Regions from separate parts of the Homo sapiens genome. Here region 2 is linked to region 1. The links are chromatin loops, found by intact Hi-C in ENCODE. Cell type or tissue: heart right ventricle. All regions are shown on one strand. Links, peaks and the distances in the headings refer to the core of each region. The heading gives the core; the rest is flanking DNA.

Evidence for each region. A loop is a pair of places that touch in the nucleus more often than their neighbours do. Peaks named below come from ENCODE experiments on the same cell type or tissue, not always from the same donor. Only the 100,000 strongest peaks of a DNase experiment are listed, where the experiment ranks them.
Region 2: it touches region 1 in a loop (1.9-fold over the local background); 1 of 110 quality-filtered maps calls a loop at or near these places.

The regions. Positions count from the first base shown.
Region 1 is chr5:66,578,441-66,582,849 of GRCh38, forward strand. No RefSeq gene overlaps it. Among named protein-coding and RNA genes, the nearest start is that of MAST4, 16 kb to the right of the region's middle. In heart right ventricle, for the core only: no CTCF peak of the experiment used is centred there; a DNase peak (open chromatin) is centred at 2,381; H3K27ac peaks cover 2,086 bases.
Region 2 is chr5:66,522,881-66,527,289 of GRCh38, forward strand. No RefSeq gene overlaps it. Among named protein-coding and RNA genes, the nearest start is that of LINC02229, 13 kb to the left of the region's middle. In heart right ventricle, for the core only: no CTCF peak of the experiment used is centred there; no DNase peak of the experiment used is centred there.

The DNA of each region.
Region 1 (4,409 bases), core at 137-4,136:
ACTTTCTGTTAATATTTGTAACTGCTCTTAATATTCTATTATTTTGTGTGTTATATAAACACAGTTAACATAAGGAGGAGAGAGTTCAAATTTCTATCACTTAATTTTTGAAGATCTTGAAAAGAGATGGTTCTTTTATTTAGTTCAGGACTGAAGGTAGGGGGTTTTTAAAAACATGCTGCTGGGCTCCTGAGAGTAAGCCTTATGTCAGCAACCCCTTTATATGTTCGATACATTTTAAGGGGAAGAGAGATCATTAAAGAAAGAAAGTGGTCATGCTCTTCAACTCTATAGTCCTGGGAACCAGCCACAGGAATAATAGTGTTCCAGCCAGAGTAATCAGAGCAGATATGGCTAATAGATTTCAACCTGCGTTGAAATAATAAATGATTGATACGAGCTGCCTGCAGCACAGCTGTGTTAGAAAGGATTTTGAGGCCACATCTGGGTTCATAGGACAAAGTGTGATTAATGATGTCTGCCATGGTTGTGAGAGGAGGTAGTGGTGGTAGCCATGCCATGTATTTTTAATCCCTGAATGATAATCTTTGATGAACAGAACTGTTCATCCATGAGGTTTCCAGATTGCAGTCGGAAGATTATGGGCATATTCGGACAGCATGGAGATAAGATGCTAGTTCTATTTGGGCTGATTTTATTCAACTTGTAGTCAGAATGATTTCCTGACTTGCCAGAGCCAGTAAATTGGAGAATAAAGTATGTAATATCTGTATTCCCACTGCTTAGCTTAAACTTAAACACAGGACCATAATGCATCCCAATACAGGCGCAAATAGGATGTTACACAGAAAATGGGATATTAGGCTGTTTGAATTATCATTTTAATAAAAATCTTGTGTTCTAGAAGGTAGGGATGGATTTCTTTTTACTTGCCTTATTTTATGCTTTGTTTAGTCAACACATGGAAATGTAAAGAAGAGAGTAATATTTACCCATAATGCCTCTGCCAGAGATAAATATTGCTAATATTTTGGTGTGGAACCTTCTAGAGTCTTTGCTATGTATATGTTTAAATCTGTTGGGATTATATCATAGATCCTGTTTATAGCCTAAAGTTTTCATTTAACAGAATTTAGACTTCCTTCTAAGTTAATAAATATGACTGCATTATAGTAGTTAATGGATCAATAATACCATCACTTTGATGAATACCCTTGTATATAAATATTGTGTACTAATTACTTCCTTAGCATAATTTTCTAGAAAAGCATTTGCTAGGTCAAATTTATAAATTTTTGTTTTTATTTTAAGGGCTTTGATACTGTCTTCCAAAAAAGCATTAGCAATATACTTGATAATTCTTGAAGAGTATGACATAAAAAGCCCAATGCATTTGCTAAGATTGCTACTCTGAGAGGAAAAGACAGCCCGAGCTGCCCCATCCACACACCCACACAGTCTCTTTCTCTACTCGATGATATTATATATCTAGATTGTAGAGACCGTAATAATTCACAACTGCAGCAGCCAATTCAGAAGCAGGTATGTGCACTTGGAGCCTATGGAGTGGAATTGGATAAGATCACAGCGGGTTGCTCGATTCTACAGACCAAGCATAGTTCCAGCTGTCCCAAGACTGCTGAGCTTCCCCAAGGAACCAAGCAATTCTGCCTTGTACTTCCTAGGACTTGCTGGGCTCATGCAGACATATTATGCAGATCCCCTGCTTCCTTCTATTGATTAATCTTTGAGGTTACCTGCAAGCCTGTGGAGTTTGAGAGGCTGGGGAATGGAGAGCTGAAGTCTAGAGGAAGACTGGGCTTCAATTTCCTGGGAGCGCTTCCCCTCAAAATGAACATTCTAAGGAGGGTGGAGTTAGTGACCTCCTTCAAGGAAGGCTCCCACTGTCAGTGGGTCAGTTTTATTTTATCCAAATGTCTTTTCTTTTCTTTCTTTCTTTTTTATTTGTATAAATTTAAAGGGTACAAGTACAGTTTATTCCTCCTGAGATGTATCTATCTTTATCCCATTCCATCATTTTATTTTGCCTTTGTCATTTGTGGCATCTGAACAAGTGTTCAGTGTTGCATATAAATATAAAAATAAATGACTCATACATCATAGTTAACAGTATCTATAAAAAGAAGGAAATTAAACCTTAAATAATCTATGCCTATACAATTTAGGGGAAAAAGTTGTTACTGTTTCATTTTCAAATAATAGAATCAGTATTTTGTGATTCTAGCTTCAGAGATTTCATTCTCCCTATAAATTGTTGTGTTGGTACCTTTTTAAAACTAGTAACCAGAGCAACTAGAGCTATCTCTGCACATTGGAATGAAGAGTGAGCTAGAAGGCATGATAGAAGACTGTGAGCTCATGATTTGGAGGGCGAGTTTCCAAACACACCCAGCCTGGAATGAACAGTCATTATCAGTGGTAACGGAGTTTAGTTTCTGACCTAGAAAATCCATTGTGGAAACACACACACACACACACACACACACACACACACACACACACACACCCTTCCCAAGATACTAGATAAAGAGAGCACATTTTCAAATTCCATTTGTTTTCTTTTTTCTTTCTTTTCTTTTTTTTTGAGACGGAGTCTAGCTCTGTCACCCAGGCTGGAGTGCAGTGGTGCGATCTTGGCTCACTGAAAACTTCCCCTCCTGGGTTCAAGTGATTCTCATGCCTCAGCTTCCCAAGTACTGGGATTACAAGTGCCTGCCACCATGCCTGGCTAATTTTTGTATTTTTAGTAGAGATAGGGTTTTGCCATGTTGACCAGGCTGGTCTCGAACTCCTGACCTCAAGTGATCCACCTGCCTCAGCCTCCTAAAGTGGTGGGATTACAGGCATGAGCCACCGTGCCTGGCCCCATTTGTTTTCTAAAAACAAATTTAAAAACTTCTAATTTCTTATTATCAGGCTATAAATAGATTTGATTCCTTTCCTAATATGTGTGGACTATGCTATATTGTTTGGAATTGTGCCATTTAACTTGACTTCTTTTTACAAACATTTTGTAGTTTCATTAAATATTTTTCAAAAATATGACTTTTAATGACTGTATAGTTTTCCACAAAATAGATATCAGATTAATTTGACCAATTTCCAAATTATTTCTTTTTTATTATAATAAATTCTATAATAAACATCTGTATACATAAATCTTTCTATGCATTTCTGATTCTTTTCTTAGGATAAAAATTAGAATTGAGCCAGTCTGAAGAATTTTATCCCATTTATATTTTAACTTATTTTTAAAAATTGAGATTATATTGTATATATAGACTGTCACTCAGATTTTTTGCTTGGCAAGCTGTGGGCATTGTTCCATGTCATGAAATATTTATTGAAAACATGATGGTCTGTTTTAGCGGCCACATGATATGTACCTTTTGAATATACCATTATTGACCCTTTTTTAAAGCCATTTTCCTACTATTGAATAATCCAGTTGTTTCTACTTTTTTGATGTTATAAATATTGCCATTGTGGACATCCTTGCACATATACTTTATTTCATTAAGAAAACGTTCTGTCACAGAGCTTCAACAATTACTGGCACATGGCCATGTGTTTTGCCTATAACTTCCAAATCTCCATTTCCCAGTGGATTATTTTGAAGAAAATAGCCCAGGACATTTTTGTTTCATAAAGTACAATAGGAAAGTGATCATTTGGGGGCAGATAACAGCATTACGGGGTCTTTTTGTTGGACATATCTGAAGTTTTTAACTCGGTAATTTCTTAGAAAAGTCTTAGAAGATTCAGAAGAAGTAGAAAACAACATTGTTAAAAAATGTGATTTTCAAGCAAACACATTGTTCTTAATTTTATATTAGTAAATTTTAGGTTTTGCCCGATTGTCTGAAAAAAAAGGGGTCATCATTAGGATATTCTGGCCAAAGACTGAGATAGAGAAAGTAATTGCTGCCCTTCCTAAATAAGCAAATGTTACCTTCTGAATATCCATAAATGGTAAAAAGAGACAATGCTAAATATAACTAGAAGACATATTTACTTTATAAATTGTGTAAAATGTTCTGTAATTTCACTTAATGCTTTTAGTGCTGCATGTAGGAAGAAAGAGAGGAAATGTGTGGTTCATAGGAGGAGAAAAACTGTTCATTATGATTCTCTAGAAATGCAGTAACAGGCTTTTTAGAGTGTGATGTATCATGTACCCACCCACTCTGAGCTGTGTGAGGGAAATTAAAACTATAAACACATCCCTAAAATATTTAAGTACGTCAGAGATCAGGTATCAGTAACAGACACTCCCCATCCTTAGAATCCAGCCATATTATCGCTGCACAGAAAATTGTCAGCCTCTTTCTCACTCACACTCGCCAGCTTCCTCACAGAAGCTCCTTTCCTAGTTAGTCAACAAATATGTATTCATTACTCACAGATGATCCAACAAGATGTTAGGT
Region 2 (4,409 bases), core at 239-4,238, 55 kb before region 1:
TACCGAGTCCAACATTGACAGAAACAGGAAGCCTAGTCTCAAATAATTTAATTATAAAACAAGTTTTGAATTTTACCTCGTCCTCATTAGAACTGGGATTGAGTCAGAAAATAATGCAAATATTGAAATATATGCTAGTTTCCAGTTATTTTTTAAACACAATAGAATGTGTGAGGCTTAACTTTTCACAAAAGTCAAAGCAATCATAAACTGTTAAATAACAGATTGCCGCATTTTAAGTTCTTATACCATTCTCACCCACCCATGTTAAACCTTCCAATTTACATGATAAAATCAGCCTCTATTTCAAAATGAACTTTTATGCTTGCAGAGAGAAGCAGAAAATCACTTTCACAATCCAGAAAAGGTCAATTCAGCACCACAAATGGAAAGGACAATAACTGATAACTGCTTATAATGCTCACACCTCAAGTGAAAAGCAATATCTAAAGAATACATTTTATGTAATTTTAAAACATCTATTGAGCAATTCCTGGCTATAAGACAGTATGCTAAGTTCTATAGTTGATTCACAAAGATGAATGAGTCATAGTCTTTCCTATAGACAATTAAACATTTTTCAGAAATTTATAATTATCTATTATTCAAAGCAGAGTCCTACCTGATATTAAGATATATATTATAAAGGGATAGTACAATACAAAAGTGTGTTGCTTGTCAGGAACAGGCAAATGACCCAATGAAACAAAAAAGAAAGCCCATTAAAAGACTCATAATTCCCCGAAAACTTGGTATATAATGAGGTGACATCCCAAATCAATCTAGAAAGAAGGGGTTAGTCCATAAATTATCCTGGGACAAATGGCTTTCCACCTGAAAAACTGAAATTGATCTTGCACATCGAGTAGAATATATAAACCAAATGTAAAAAGTAAAATCACAAAGTTAATGAAAAAAATGAGAGAGAATGCCTTTGTGACTTAAATTAAGAATCTCTTAAATGAGACTTAAGAAAGCATAAACCCCCCCAAAAATTAATGGGTTTGTATCAATATTAAAGATTTCTGAATAACAACAGGAACCATCAATAGAGTTAACAGATGAGTAACCTTCTTTTTTTTTTTTTTTGAGACAGAGTCTTGCTCCGTCGTCCAGGCTAGAGTGCAGTGGCATGATCTTGGCTCACTGCAACCTCCGCCTCCCGGGTTCAAGTCATTCTCCTGCCTCAGCCTCCTGAGTAGCTGGGACTACAGGCACGTGCCACCACACCCGGCTAATTTTTGTATTTTTAGTAGAGACGGGGTTTCACCATGTTGGCCAGGATGGTCTCGATCTCCTGACCTCGTGATCCGCCCGCCTCCACCTCCCAAAGTGCTGGGATTACAGGCGTGAGCCACTGCGCCCAGCCTACAGATGAGTAACCTTCTACGAAAAGATATTTATGGCATCTAAAATGGACAAATGGTTAATAAACAGCATATACGAGTAATCCCTTATTCAGGTCTCTACCCAAATATTACCGCCTCAGAGAAGACTTCCTTGAGTTTCTGAACACCGCTGCCTCCTTACTGTCTATTCCTTTAACTTACTTTATTTTTCTTCATAACACCTATCAAACCCCAACATCATATTATATGATTATTTGTTCATTGTTCTTTCCCTTCCCTAATAAATTCTAAGCTCTATGAGGTAAAGGGTTTTTATCTGTTTTGCTGAATTTATTGTCTTAGCACCTAGAACAATGCCTGACACACAGTACATGCTCAATAAAAATTTGTTAAAAGTGAGTGAACAAACTTCTGAAAATGGACAATCCCACAGAAAAGCATCAAAAGACAAGTATAGGCAATTCCAGGAGGGGGAAATCTAAATGGCAAATATATGAGGAGATGGTTAGTCTGACATCAAAAAATGTAAATGAAAAGAAGCTTGAGAAAGCATTCTATGTCCACCAGATGGGCAAAAATTCAAAAGTCAGAAAATAAAAAGGGAAGTGAGCAAGTGGAACCTCCTAAACACTGCTAGTGGGAATGTAAATTGGTACAGCCATTCTGGAAAGTCATCTGAAAGCATTCAATAAAACTGAGTGTGTACATATCCTACAACCCTAATTACCCCACTCCTGGATGTATAACCAGAATAACTCTCACACTGATCCAAGAGGGGTAATGTATGCAGATGTCTATGGAAGCATTGTTTGAGGTAGCAAAACACAGGAAACACTCTACATGTACTTTAGTAAAAGACTGAAACAATATAATATGGCAAGTGTATTCAATGGAATATTATGCATCAGTCAGATGTAACAAACTAAATTTACACATAACACCATGGAAAGAGATGATTTTCGTTCCTTTTTCCTAATTAAAATAAAGTAATAGAATATTTTAAATATAATGTATTATCTAAAGCCGGTAGACAAAATAAATGGCTCTCTGATGATTGCATAATTTTTCTGAGTCTGTGGCTCTTGGTAGGAAAAAGATTCCTTATTTCTCATAAATACTTTTTTTTTTTTTTTTTTTTTTTTTAGCAATTTTGGGAGCCTAACATCTACTCATCCTAATCAGTTTGTTTATATTCAGGAGACTTATTTTCATCTGCAAATTCTGGTCAGTTTTAGAATCTGTTTAATATCTACCTTGGGGAATGAAGGGCTATCCAGTGCTGTTTCTGGATCTTAATTCACATCGTAGCTTTGAAATTGACCAAAATTTACTACTTCAAGGTCTCTCCAACTGGGAATGTTGTTAAAATGCAAATTTGGATTCATTAGATCTGGAAGGACCTGAGATTCCACATTTCTGAAAAGCTCTAAAGTATGGCTAATGCCATGGATTCTCAGACCACACTTTATGGAAGGGGTTGTTCTTAGGGAAGCTGAGATCTCACCCAGGGTCCAGGACAATCCCTAGATTTATGTACATTTAGCAGAAGATTGCTGAAGGGGCATATGGGGAACTGTAATGTGTGGCTTGCTCCCCAGTGTCAGAGTGGGGAAAGATGAACATGTTACTCTAAAGAGCTCCTGTGTAGGAGGTACTGATGCTGGCTCACACCTGAGCCAACTGCATGCATCTCATCCCAACTCCATGTTTAGTGATATCCCACTGGTATTAATAGCTTGAATCAATATTATTAATATTAATATCTTGAAATCAGTCTTGGGGTCAGTATTTACACTATGAAAATTGGTGAATGCTACAATTTAGGGTTCTCTCCCCAACCCTGCAGAGAGCCAGTCTACCAGTATACCACTCTGACCAGTATTCAGTAGGAAGACCACTACAGATGACCTTGGTGTGGACCCTGAACAGCACAAGTGGGAACTATAATTTCCCACCATGGTTTCTGGCTGTGGTAAGAATCCAATTTTAGAAGAATCAAATAATAACCACCTCTGACAGAGAAACAGAGAGAGTTACATGGGAAAATAGAAAATAGGGCTTTAAAAAGAAAGTTCATTTCCCTACATCCATGTTCCTCACTCCAAGCATGTGTAGGCCAACAGTAAAGGAACATTACACTTGCAGCAAGGGGTCTGCAGCAGGAGCTGATGAACTTTTAAAAACAAATTTGTCATTTTAAGTATTCATATTAAAGTCAGGAAGGGAAAAATAGAGAAAATATATTATTTAGAACAGGAACACTTTCATTAAAGAATTAGTAAATCTTTAGTGTTAGCTAAGAGCACAGAGGAATCAGTGCAGTAACTGGGTAGTTGAGTTCCTATTAAGAAATTCCTACTAAGAAATCGCTTCAACTTATATTTAATGGGTTTAGACAAATTCTGTGCATTTTGGGGGGCCATATTTTCCTAGCTTGTAATGTAAGACTAAAAATAGCTTTCGCTCATCTCACCTCCTCACAAGTTCCATAGCATGTTGGGATAATAAATTAGGTTGAAATGAAAGTTAGGAAATATCTGAAAATGACTTTGATTTAGAAATAAATGCCTATGTACTAGTTATTATTACCTGCAGTCAGAGACTCATGTCTTCCTTGGGTAGATTCAGTCCTAATAAAGCCCAATTGGAAAGTATAGTAAGTATGTAAAAGAAGTAAAGGCTATGGAAATCTCAGTGAGCCACCGCAGGAATGAGAAAAGAGACTGACTAACATCCCTCATCCCAATGATGTGTTGTCATCATTGTTACACTCGTATATTACACAAAAAAGTCCTATATTATAGCCACTAGCTGTGTAATTAATGTCTGTTCAGTGGCCAGCTCAGGGCTTTCATTGCTTCTTCTAGGCATTTATTAAATTAATATTTGCAAACATTTTAGGAGGTTGAACTTTGAGATGCCTTTTCAAGGAACCAGTCTTGTCACATATAATTTATATTCAGATTCAAAATTATAGAAAAACAGCAGTTACAAGAGGCATAAAATATAATCTTAAGTTTGCTAAAAGTAAAAGTAAATGGTAATCATATGTGCCTTCAA